3 separate regions of the Homo sapiens genome follow, and regions 2 and 3 are each linked to region 1. A link is a contact called in ENCODE Hi-C data. All regions are on one chromosome and are shown on one strand. Each heading gives the region's core, a stretch centred on a gene start or an enhancer-like site at or near the end of the contact. The rest is flanking DNA. Distances are from core to core; before and after follow the strand shown.

Region 1 (4,032 bases), core at 984-3,483:
GCTTCAACAGCTTTGTGGTCTGCTTCAACAGCTTTGTTATCTGGCCATCTAGCCTGCTACCACAATGCCCATGGGGAATGATAAGGACAAGCAGCCCACCAATGACATTTACTTGTGGACAAAAGAATTAAGATTAGGAGAAAAAAAAATTCCAAGATTACTACCAGTACACCAAAACTTTAAAGACGAAGAGCTGTGGCATGGAAGGTATACATAAAACTGCAAGTCCTACTTGCAAAGTTAGAGATTTATTGTAAAGTTAGATGATATTGCAGTTTGGGGTCATTCAGATGCTCTCCCCCTCTTTTGTTTTTCCATTTGATCAAACAATGAAGTATAGCATTTTAATTGTGATCTAGAGAAAGAATAACATACACTGACATACTTCCTAATTTGAAACTCGAGTTTTTATGGTAGTCATTGGGCTTATTTTTCAAGGTACAACAGAAATTTGGTTTAATGGTTTAATGAGCATACCTTTTACATGATGATGTTAATATATTTTTGCTTACAAACTTCCTTAGATGGATTAAGCAATGCAAAGACTGAATGCAAAATGTTGTCTTTTAGTATTTACAAAGCATGTTCATATACATCTAACACTAGATAAGAATTCGGTTACAATATGCATCCACTTATTTCTAACTCTTCCTCAGCAGAATTTTTTTTCATTGCTTTATGCTTATACCTCTAACTTTTCAGCAACATCCCTTCCCCTTCCTCACTTCCACAAAATTTTCCTAGATCGTAGAAAACTAATATGAAAACGTTTGCAAGATACTTAAGATGGATTTTTGGAGTTCTGGAAATTCTTGTAACTTTGAATTTGCAGCGCTAGATATAACAGCGGAATTTTGCAGCTACTGTGTATCTGGCTTCTTATTAATAGTGCAATGGCAAAATGCCTCATTATGTAGAGCTCTTCCCCTTCCTAGGCATTTTAGCCTCTATTCGTTTCTCCGTGCAGGTATTCTGAAGCAGACTGTTAGCTGAATGAGAGAGAAGCAGGTGGGGTGGTAGCCAATCAGAAGGGCCAAGTTCCAGTTCTTCCACAGAACATTGGTTGTATGACCTTGCACACATCCCTAACACTTCAGCTTCATTATATTTAAGACTAGGAGGTTGGAGACCTCATAAAGGTCCTTCAAATATAAAATTATATGAAAAACATTCATAAACTCAGGTAAAAACTTACAGTTTTTGTCAGGCATTCTACTTGCAAAGGCACACCCTAAACATTTAATTTTGAAAAGTCGGTGACTATGCACAAAAAGTAGTAAAATGACACAGGAATTAATAGAAATCCATCATTATTCATTTAACGTGTAAAGAGAAAACGCTCAATGTACACTTTTTCGGTCCTGCAGATGATTAATTACAGTTCTCTAAACCTCACATTTAGCATCTCTGTGACCTCAGGCCTTTGGGATTACTTCTAAGTAAGACCAAACAGGTCGAAAGATCTGTAATTGTAATTTATTTTAGGTCAGTGGTTCGGTGGAGGCATAGGGGTCAAGGGTCCAGCACTCCCAGTATTTCTTGGAGGGTGTTCAGCAGTTTCCAGACCGGCTGACTCCAACTCTTATCTGCAGGGAAGCGTGTTACTCTTTGGAATGAAAGACAGCTCCGTATAAATGACTTGACCAAAAATGGGTGCTCATCTCAGATGCAGGGCAGGGACTATGTAACTCCATCCTCGACTCGCAGCAGGAAGTTAACTCCTCCTGAGAGCCAGGCGGTCGGAGGACCAGGCGGGGAGGTTACAGGCACCAAGACACCCAGGCTGGCTGGACCCTCCCACCCTGTAATGATGAGGGGAGATGCTCCCTGGGACAGCCCCCTTGAAGCTTCTGGCGACGGGGCTGGGATCCGCCCACCCTTACTCAGGGGCGAGCCCTGTCATACGCGTGGAAGCGGCCACCACCTTCTAGGGGGAGGGGCGTTCCCGTCGGGCGTAACCGCCCCGCCCTGGGGGGCCGCTGGGGACGCTGATCTGCAGGAGGGGGCGGGGTCGGAAAAAATCCGGTAGCTCCAGACCGGTGTCCCGTTGCCAGGCGATGGGGAGGAGGCGGGGCCGACAGGAAAGAGGAGCCGGGCTCGGCGCGAAAAGGGCACCCTCCAGAGCCGCGGCCGCGCAGCCGCCTTTCCTCCCTCTCAGGGCTGCGCGCCCAGGTCTGCGCCGCGCTCCGCCTCCAGCCGCGCGCAGACTTGCGCACGCGTCGTGAGAGCGACCGCCTCCGTCTCTCGCTGGGCTCGCTAGGGCTGCGCGTTGGGCCAGCGGGGGCGCCGCAGCTGAAGCCGCCCCGGAGCCGGTGAACCGAATTACCTCGAGGGAGGGGCGTGGGGAAGGCGGCGGGAGGAGGAGCGCACGGGCCGGCTGCCGTGCCCACCACGGCTGAGGAACATGGTTTTCGAGTCGGTGGTCGTGGACGTGTTGAACCGGTTCTTGGGGGACTATGTGGTGGACTTGGACACGTCCCAGCTCTCTCTGGGCATCTGGAAAGGTAAGGAGGCCGCCGCCGCCGCTCCCCGGCCTCTCGTGCTTCCCGGCCGTCTCGCTGCCCGAGCGGCGTCCTGCGTTCTCGGGGCTTCGAGCACCTTGCTCGCCGGGTGCAGCCACCTGCCGCCGCCCGCCTGTGGGTCAAGTTACGTAAAGCCGGGCGGCAGTTCCCTGGCCTCCGCCCTCGAGTTGTTTATATTTTGGGGGAAAGGAGAGGGTCATGAGTGCGGGATGAAAAGGTCTATATTTTCCGAGCGGAGCGGACTTGCCGTGGGCTCCGTGGGTCTGGCGTTCAAGTCCCGGCGAGGGGCCGTTCTCTACCCCTGGCCCCGCACGGTCCGGCTTTAGCCGCGCGGGGCGAGGAGGCGAGACGACGCCTTCCTGGGCTGGGTCCCATCCCTGTCCTTTGCCCCCCTGGGTTTATGACGAAGGCCCCAGAAATCCCCCGCGTGTTGCATGCTGCCTCGCACGTGAAGGCAGGGCGCTGTGACCGGGGACGCCCGCTTCCTTGCTTCCCCAGCCTCAATTCCTGGCTTCACCCGTGGTGCTTTCTGCTCTCCCCCTTCCGGCCCTAGGACCCGGACGCCGGCTCTCTCTCGCCTGGGTTCGGCGGATAACAAAAAGGAAACTCAAGTGCAAAGTAACTCAAACAGTTGCTTGTGTGGTTGCAGTTAACAGCCTGACCTAGGAATGTGTAACATTTTCAAGACTTTAGGATATGTGGGTCAGAGTGAATTGCCGAATTTTAAAGAAAAACCAGGGCGTGCGGTGCAACGTCTCAGACCTGCAAAAGACCGGGCTGAACAGGGCCCTACGCTGCCTAGGTGGTGAAGGACCGAGCTTTCCTTGTGTCCGTTTAGTGTGGTATTCTGCCTTAGTGAGAGCCTCATTTTTAGTGTTTCCATCTGTTTTTGCATTATGCGCTTGTTTATTTTAAACACCCGCTAGAAATTAGACTCCTTTGTGAAATGAATTTCCCAGGCCAAAGTGAGGGTTAATTTTGTGTGTGAAGTGTGTGTGTTTAAATATATATTTAAAGTAATTTATTCTTGTCTGTGCACACACTTCCAGTCTTCTTCTAAAATACTTACCTTGACTCTTCTCGTTTATGAGATAATGTAAACAGGTAGTTTAGTTTGATTTTAAAGAATGTTACTACCGTGGGGACCTAGTATCATGATGGAGAGTGAGTGGACTACAAAAGCTAGGGATATAGTGATAGCTGCTCAGCCTGTTTGATTAGTACAAGAAACTTGCAGTCTGTTTATGCTGCTTCTTAGTTGCAAAGTGAAAATAAAATTTGTCTCCCATGTACCTCAGAAGGAAGCCTTAAGAATACTTGAGGTGAACTTTGATCTGTAGTGGAGTCTTGCTTCCACATTCAGGGTGGAGGTTTGTCTAGAGTGTGATTAATCAACTTATTTATTTGTTTAAAATTTACATGCAGTAAAATTCACTCTTGTGATACAGTTCTGTCTTGACAAATGCTAAGAGGCATGTATGCACCACCACAATAATGGCACATAAAAGGT
Region 2 (3,780 bases), core at 678-3,177, 5.3 Mb before region 1:
GAACACATTTCATAAACAGCGAAATTTAAAGGTCACCCTCTGTATTCCGTTATTCATCCTTTTGCTTACCAAATCTACTTCACACTGACTTAAAGCATCATTTACAAAAAATTCTCTTCTGGCATTGGCAGAGATCTCACCAAAGATCAAAGATCTGAACTTTTTTTTTTTTTAAACAAAAACCCCAGGTTAAATACACTCTTTCCTTCACGAGAGCCCCCACACAGTACAATCTAATTTGACATAACTTTGTTTCGGGGTTAAAAAAAATCCCAAACAAAACCTTTAAATTTTCCAATTCAAAAACGATTCCTGATAAGCCTACCTTAGAGTTCGAAAACAAATAAGATTAAAGCCCAACCATCTAAAGAAAAAGAACCCTACGACAGCCCCACCGGAATACACAAATCGCCAAGCCCCGTGCAGATTCAATCTAAAATCGCGCCCGACAGAGATATAAGGACATTCAGGAGAAAGCTTTTAGGCACCCGCGAATCTCTCAGTGCGCCAGTGAGGGGAATGGGAACCTGACCCCATCTTTTCATCCACTGAGAGAAAAGCAAAGGAAATGAAATGGAACCCTTCTCTTCACCGAGGAGGACCAAAGACCTTCTTAGAGTGTCGGTCGGTCCTCCCTCCCCCACCCCCTGACTCCGGCCGCTCCACGGACCGCAGGGACTGTCCTACCGCTCCCCTTCACGCAACCATCAGAGAATCCTCTCAAAAACACAGACCCGATGAGGAGTGGCTTCCCCGCCTTTCCCCTGTGCCGAGAAGGGATCCCGGTCGCCAACAACAAAGACGCTTCCCGCTCCCCTCCCCCCGCCGGCCCGGGCTCGTCCCTCCCGCGCTGCGGCTCCCGGCCTAGCGCCCCCTCCCCGAGCCGGGCTGCGGCGTCCCCAAACCCCGAGGCCGCACGCACCTGCACCTGAGCGGCCCGGGCCGAAGCGCCGGGCAGAAGGGGTCGAGAGAGAACCGCAGCCGACGCGCTGTCCTCCACAAGGCGAGATCCGCGCTCCGGGCGCCGTCCGACTCTCTCCGCCTGCAGACTGGCCCGACAGAGGAGCGGGGACCAGGGCTACAGCCCCCGGCGCCGGGGCGAAGAAGGACGGCGGCGCCCCAGGGGCCCCGCTCACGCTCCCGAGTCTCGCCTCGCGCCGGCCCTGCTCCTCCACAAGAGCTCGCGTTCTGCTGACTAACGGCCCCGGTGCGGGGCGCTGGAGCGGCCGCCGCTGCCCGTCGGTTGCTCTCGGGCCTCACGTCCCGCGCGGCCGTGGTCGCAGCCGCCGCCGCCACCGCCTCCCTTTCTGGCACTGCAGACGCCACCCAGACCTAGCCAGGTCTTCCTTCTCTTTAATCCTGCTTTCTTTGCTCCTCCTCAGCCTGCCAAGCGCGAGGCTCGTTCCGGTAGCGGGAGGAAGACTGGAGGGGAACGGAGGGGACGAGCACAATCCCCACTGAGCCAGGAGTTGGCCACTGACTGGAGGAAGGTGCCAAAGCTGACCCCGGCTCCAGCCTACTAGCGGGCGGGGGGAGAGACGGAGCCCAGCCTTGCCTCACTTCCACCAATCAGAGGCCGCCCGGCAGGGTGGGAGGCGCTCTGAGCTCAAGGAGAGGCTGAGCTCGCTCAGCAGGAGGCGGGGATTGCGGAAAAGAAGAACCAATAGGAACAAAGGTTCCCCGCCCCTTTGATTTGATGGACTACACATTCGGGCCAATGGGGGAATTCTCATTTCGAAGAAAGTGGGACTTGTTCTCCGGGTTTGAGAAAGAGGCTGCGCGGAGCCGGAGGGGTCGAGGCTGCGCCGCGTGGAGTGGCTTGGCTTAACAGCAGGGAGGGCAGAGCGATGCTCTTTGACCTCCCAGAAGAGTCACGTGGGCTGACCCAGAGCCGGGGCGGAAAGGCTGCGTTTGTTTCTTCCGGGTCATTGACAGAAGCGTCAATTCCTGGGAGTAGTTCGTTGGTTTTCTTTCCCCTCATCCTTTTGCCTGCTCCCGGCGAGGGGTGGCTTTGATTTCGGCGATGAGCTCCCAGAAAGGCAACGTGGCTCGTTCCAGACCTCAGAAGCACCAGAATACGTTTAGCTTCAAAAATGACAAGTTCGATAAAAGTGTGCAGACCAAGGTAGGAACCTGCCTGTTGCACCGTCTTTGACTCCAGGAAGGAATGGCTCACTGGAGAGGGGAGAGAGGAAATGAGAGGAGTCGGCTGGGGCGAGTGTGGACCGCAGCCCAGAGTTAGTCTTGGCTGCAGTGCAACTCTTTCTAAAATGTTATTCTCACGCCCTTTCTTTGACCTGGACATGTTGTCTCCTGGTAAATATTTGATGGTCAGCACACTTAACTAATTGCACAGAGTGAACAGGACCCTAATGAAATCTAAGGTGCAGATGGGGCAGTTACGTCGTTCAGCGTTCCCATCTGGATCACATTAGCAGAGGGAAACGAGGATTGTGGCATGAGTGGCTTTTTCAAATTTTACACCAAGTTTATGCAGCTACGATTTTTTTTTCCAAAAACCCCAAGCCCATAGAGGAAATGTGAATGATTAAGCTGTCTTAGGCTGTCCTCACTAGTATTGTGTGAAATTTCTGTTTTGTAACAATTGTTTTGAAGATAAAAATATTTGGTTAATGTAAAAATACTTGTTTTGCTGTTTATCTTTAGCAGGACTTCTGTAAAGTCCTGCTAAAAAATTCAGACTGTCTAGATAGCCAGAGGACTTGGGTTGTATATAAGTACTAATTTGCAGGCCGGGCGCCGTGGCTCAAAGTGCTGTAATCCCAGCACTTTGGGAGGCCGAAGCGGGTGGATCACCTGAGGTCAGGAGTTCGAGAACGACCTGGTCAACATGGCGAAACTCCATCTGTACTAAAAATACAAAAATTAGCCGGGCGTGGTGGCGGGCGCTTGTAATCTCAGCACTTTGGGAGGCCGAGGTGGTGGGCGGATCACCTGAGGTCAGAAGTTCGAGAACGACCTGGCCAACATGGCGAAACTCCCAATCTGCTAAAAATACAAAAATTAGCCGACGTGGTGACGGGTGCCGGTAATCCCAGCTACTCGGGAGGCTGAGGCAGGGGAATCGCTTGAACCCTGGAGGCGGTGGTTGCAGTGAGCTGAGATCACATCACTGCACTCCTGGGCGACAGAGCAAGACTCCGTCTCAAAAAACAAAAACAAAAAACTACTAATTTGCTCTTTGCTGTGAATCTCTCTCCCTGTCTCCATAGCTGTATGGAGAGAAAATCATTGACAACAGGGGCATATTAGGGGCCAGCATCACTCAGATAAACCTAATATTCACAAAAGTTATGGAGCTCAAATTTACTAGGTGTGCGGCTTGAGTGAGTTGTATAATATTTAATTTCTCTGAGCCTTACTTTGGTCTCAAATGCAAATTTGTCAGGATTGTTGGGAGGCGAAACTATATGATTATGCATAAATGGCCTAGGTCATAGTAAGTGTTCAATAAGTGATTAATTTCCCGACATTGATTGGGAAAGCAAAGTCATCTGTTTTTGGTAACCTGTGATCTCCTTTTCCTTTCCTCTTTCTTTCTTTGCTTATTCTACAAATATTTAATAAGCACCTTCCGTGTGCAAGGCCCTGTGTTCATAGGTATACCGTGTTCAAAAGAGCTGACTCTCCCTTCACGGAGTTTATAGTTTCTAGGTGATATGGGCAAAAAGAAAGCAGAAAGATAAGTAAATACAAATTATGATAAATATTGGTGAAGGGCAACACAGCTCAGTAAGGGAGAATAAGGAAGAATATTTT
Region 3 (3,967 bases), core at 105-2,604, 5.4 Mb before region 1:
GCCAACCAAAGAAAGATAAGGCTAACCATTTTAAAGGTGTTTTTTTAACACTGAGCCATTTCCAACAGATTTGCCTGGCTGCTCTGGGGAGTCAGGCCTCCCTCAGCTCAGGTGAAGCCTCTACCCTTTCCCCTCTCTCTAAATTCTTCTCACTTTTTACCGGGAAGAGCAGCACATCTCAATACATGCAACTGTGCAGCAGCGCATCACTCTGTCACACTGAATCAAGGGGAGTGAACTCAAGGCAGTGAGTAGCTCATGTGCACAATGAAAGTTTTAAAAATTATTAGGCAGTCTATCCTTAATCCCAACTGCTGATAAAAGGAGATATATATCAAAGTCTGTTTTCCTAACCTGCGGAGAATTCAAGTGAGCTGTTTCCGCTCCAGGTCGAAGTCTGGTGACACTCATCAACCCTCAGCAGAGAGCATCCAGGGAATTCAGGACCTTGGTTTTATCGCTAAGGGTGTAGCCACTAGTGCTATTAACAGCAGCACTCTGGGTCCTCACAGAGAGGGCCCCCCTCCTTTACCAGGATCTCCCAACTCTGCAGAGAAAAGCTGGGAATAGGGTCCAGGGCTAAGGCTATTCCCCAGATTTAAAGGAAGCTGTACACGATTTTAAAGCCTCACCTTACCTCAGCTAACAGAGAGGCAGGGGGCGGAGGGCGGAGGACCCACCAACCCAGGGGAATTGTAAGGAGACAAAGATGACCCCAAACGCACAAGCGCGCGCGCACTGAAGCCCGGACTGCAAAGCACATTCCATCAACCTTTCACTGTAATCGGCTTACTGTGGGGTTTATCCCCTCACCCCATCCCTCTCCAGAAAGTTTAAGGCTGTTCGCACCGACTTTGAAAGGTCCATTGTTCCCTTCCCCGTAAACGTAATGAAAAGAGAGAGTGGAGAGAAAGAAATCAAGACACCGTTCCCGAGGACCCTTTCTTAAGAAGAGAGGACTGACTCCTGGGGAGTCGGGTCAGTCCCAATCCAGAGATGAAACCGGGAAAGGAGGCGCACGGGGGAAGGGCGGGAGGACGTTTTCCTTTTCGGCAGAAATGCCCAACGCCGGAGCCGGCCAGGCCGCCGGGAGCAGAAAAGGTGGGCGAGACCCGGGTCTGCGTCCCCGCAGTGGCCCCCGAGGGCAGCAAACGAGGTGGAGCGGGGTGGGGGGGCGGGTGACCGAGTCGCTTCTTACCTTCCCCTACCCCGCTTAGCGTCCGTTAACTCAGGTGCCTACACAGCGGTCCAGGGAGACGGAGAGGAGTCCCTGGCGTCCTCGGGTCCAGATCTCCTCTCCATGGCCAGGAAGCCACTCGATTGCCGGCGCCCGCAGCTGCCGCTCGTACTCAACTGGCAGCCGCAGCCTCTGCCTGGAGGTGAAATACTCTCCTCCCGAGAGTGACGCGCACTTCCCTCCGCCTCCGCCTCCTCCTCCTCCTCCTCCTCCTGCCCCGAGCCTCGGGGGCAGGGGCCTCGGCTCGCTCTCTCCCGGAGCCGCCGCTCGGCTTTCTCCGTTCCTTCCCCTCCGGGAGAAAGAGGAGGAGAATCGTGGCCCGGGCGGCGCGGGCCTGAGCGTCCCCGCGACAACAGGGGAGGAGGCGGCGGCGCGGGGCAGAGTGGGGTCCCAGGAGTCGCTCTTGTCCCTGGTCGGCGGGCGCCGCGGCTTGCTAGGGTCGCGCTCAGCCTCCGCCGGCCAGACAAGCAGCCCGGCTCGGCTGGGCCGGGAACTGTGGATTGGGCGGGCGGGCGGGCGGGCGGTGGAGAGCGAGGGAGGCGGAGGGAGAGGAGGAGCCTGCCATCAGAGGAGGCGGTGGCCCCGCCCGGCCCCTCCCGCCGGCCCCGCTCCCCGCGAGCTGCGAAAGCGGAGGCTCAGCGCCACTCGCTGCCGCGCGCTGGAACAGCGCCCGAGCGCACTGCCGGCGGGGCAGAGCCCCAGCCAGCGCCCCCCGCTGCGGCTGCAGGCTCCTACCCTTCCTGGGCGCGCACACCCGCCTGGCCGAACCGGAGCCTGTGCCTCCAGCACCCCCAGATAAGGCTGGTACTGCGCCTGTCACTCCCTGGCTGAGCCTGACACTGCGCCCCCAAAGTCCCCTGGCTGAGCGTGACTGCACCCCATCAACCCTCGGCTGCGTCAGACTTTGAGCCCCATCACCCGTAAAGAGATTTCCACACTCCCACAAATGTTCTGAGCGTCCAGTCACAGCCCCTACCTGGCCAGGCGCGAGCGCCAGGTTCTCAGCGCTGTCAGAAGAACCAGCCTGCTCTGGGACACAGGGCAGCTCTTCTGGTCCCTTGGAGCAACCCCAGCATCCCGCTCGCAGGCCGGAATAAATATACTTAGGTCTTCCCACGCCCCCTACCTGCGCCACTCTGGAGTGGCGGCCGCTTGCAGAGGTGGCGCCGAAAGCCACGCCCCGGCCCACCCCAGTGCCAAAACGCCGCTCTGAGGACACCGGCACCGGCCCTGAAGCAGCCCTGCCGCCGCCACCCTGCCCCCTCGCTGGAGCTGCTCTCACAGCCTTGGCTCTGGGTGAGGGCGCGGCCCGGGCTGGATCACTCAGACGCACGAGGTCCCGAGCTAGTGACAGCTGCAGGACTGCCAAATCCGGGCCGTCGTCATCCTCGATTTAATTGGAATTGGAAGTTTTCCCTCCAGGAAACTCTTTCAGTGAATAATATACAAGGTAGGATAGTTTAGTTTTCAGGGTTGTTCATTCCTCCTCCCTCAACAAACTCAGTCCTGTAACCGCGACACACCCGGCAGTGAAGGGGAATCCCCTATTTCAAGGGTATTAGTTCAGGACTTTGTATAAGAAATTACTGTTTCCAAATCTTGGCTGATGATAAGAATCCCCTGGGGCACTTAGAAAAAATTGGATTGCCAGACGTCGCGCAATCTACTGAATCAGAGGTATCGGGAATATGTAAGTTTGGGAAACAGGGCTAGAATGCATCCTCTAATTAATTAAAGCCTTGGAAAGATGCCTCCAAAACAGCAGCGCGAGCTAGTGCTGAGATCTTACAGAAACTTCACCCAGCTGCCTTTGAGAGCCGCTGTCCCTTCTGGGATAGGCAGGGAGGAAAGGTTTTTAAAATAAGGAACATAGTTTTGAATAACAAGATGGAAGGGACAAAAGACTGTTTTCATGGTCCAAAGGTGTTTTGGATTGTGCTTAATAAAGATAGAAACTGTGTCACCCGTGTGCTAGGCTGAAAAATGTTCCCTCCCCAGAGATAACAGGTTCTAAGTCCTGGAACTTGTGCATATTACCTTACATAGACAGAAGCAGGGCCTTCGCATATGTGATTCAATTAAGGGTCTTCTTGAGTTGGGGAGATTATTCTGGATGATCAAGATGGGTCCTAACTGCAGTCACATGTACTTTTATAAGGGGAAAGGGGGTGGTTAGCACACACAGAGGAGGGCTGGCCACTGTGGAGGCAGAGATTGAAGCGATGCCTCCACAAGGCAAGGAATGCCAGCACAGAGGCAAGGATTCTCCCCTAGAAACTCTGAAGTGAGCAAGATCCTGCTGACACCTTGATTTTGGCCCAGTGAAACTGAGCGCAGTCTCCTGCTTCCAGAAGTGTGAAAGAATAAACTTCAGTTGTAAGCTACACTGAGTTTGGGTGATATGTTGCAGCATAGGAGGCCTGTGCTGGGCCAACTTTATATTACAAATATCCATTTTTTGAATCCTTATTAAGTGCCAGGCACTTTGCTTGGAGTTAGGATATGTTATGGGATATGTTGTCTAATTAAATCCTCCCACTAATTATTATTTCCGTTTTAAAGATGGGACAGTAGGACTTGAAAATTTAAAGGGTCTTCCCAAGGCCACACAGTAAGAACCTCTTGGAATCAAGTCTGCAAACCACTCAAATGTTAAAAATAGCAATTAGGCCAGGCGCGGTGGCTCACGCCTGTAATCCCAGCACTTTGGGAGGCTAAGGAAGGTGGATC

Evidence for each region. Hi-C counts contacts between places; a loop is a spot of excess contacts on that map. Pooled maps may share reads with other maps.
Region 2: a loop to region 1 is called in a map of B cell, with 23 times the contacts of the local background. The contact joins the promoter of C9orf85 here to the promoter of VPS13A in region 1. A Hi-C loop is called at or near these places in 3 of 168 maps with a recorded cell type or tissue (B cell, CD8-positive, alpha-beta T cell and naive thymus-derived CD4-positive, alpha-beta T cell) and 9 of 50 pooled maps.
Region 3: a loop to region 1 is called in a map of naive thymus-derived CD4-positive, alpha-beta T cell, with 11 times the contacts of the local background. The contact joins the promoter of CEMIP2 here to the promoter of VPS13A in region 1. A Hi-C loop is called at or near these places in 1 of 168 maps with a recorded cell type or tissue (naive thymus-derived CD4-positive, alpha-beta T cell), 1 of 37 single-sample maps with no recorded cell type and 9 of 50 pooled maps.

What each region holds. Positions count from the first base shown.
Region 1 is chr9:77,175,301-77,179,332 of GRCh38, forward strand. VPS13A (vacuolar protein sorting 13 homolog A) reads left to right here and starts at 2,234. Exons shown (of 72, transcript NM_033305.3): 1 at 2,234-2,504. The coding sequence starts at 2,405. It overlaps VPS13A-AS1 (VPS13A antisense RNA 1), which reads right to left and starts at 2,617. Exons shown (of 2, transcript NR_026668.2): 1 at 2,327-2,617; 2 at 1,456-1,606. RefSeq lists silencers at 1,862-2,191, 1,953-2,247, 3,230-3,399 and an enhancer at 1,953-2,247.
Region 2 is chr9:71,909,712-71,913,491 of GRCh38, forward strand. It overlaps C9orf85 (chromosome 9 open reading frame 85), which reads left to right and starts at 1,928. Exons shown (of 4, transcript NM_182505.5): 1 at 1,928-2,125. The coding sequence starts at 2,024. ABHD17B (abhydrolase domain containing 17B, depalmitoylase) reads right to left here and starts at 1,482. Exons shown (of 4, transcript NM_001025780.3): 1 at 923-1,482. RefSeq lists a silencer at 1,006-1,245 and enhancers at 1,696-2,005, 2,076-2,125, 2,136-2,195.
Region 3 is chr9:71,767,159-71,771,125 of GRCh38, forward strand. It overlaps CEMIP2 (cell migration inducing hyaluronidase 2), which reads right to left and starts at 1,355. Exons shown (of 24, transcript NM_013390.3): 1 at 1,199-1,355. RefSeq lists enhancers at 1,013-1,694, 1,695-2,376 and a silencer at 1,450-2,119.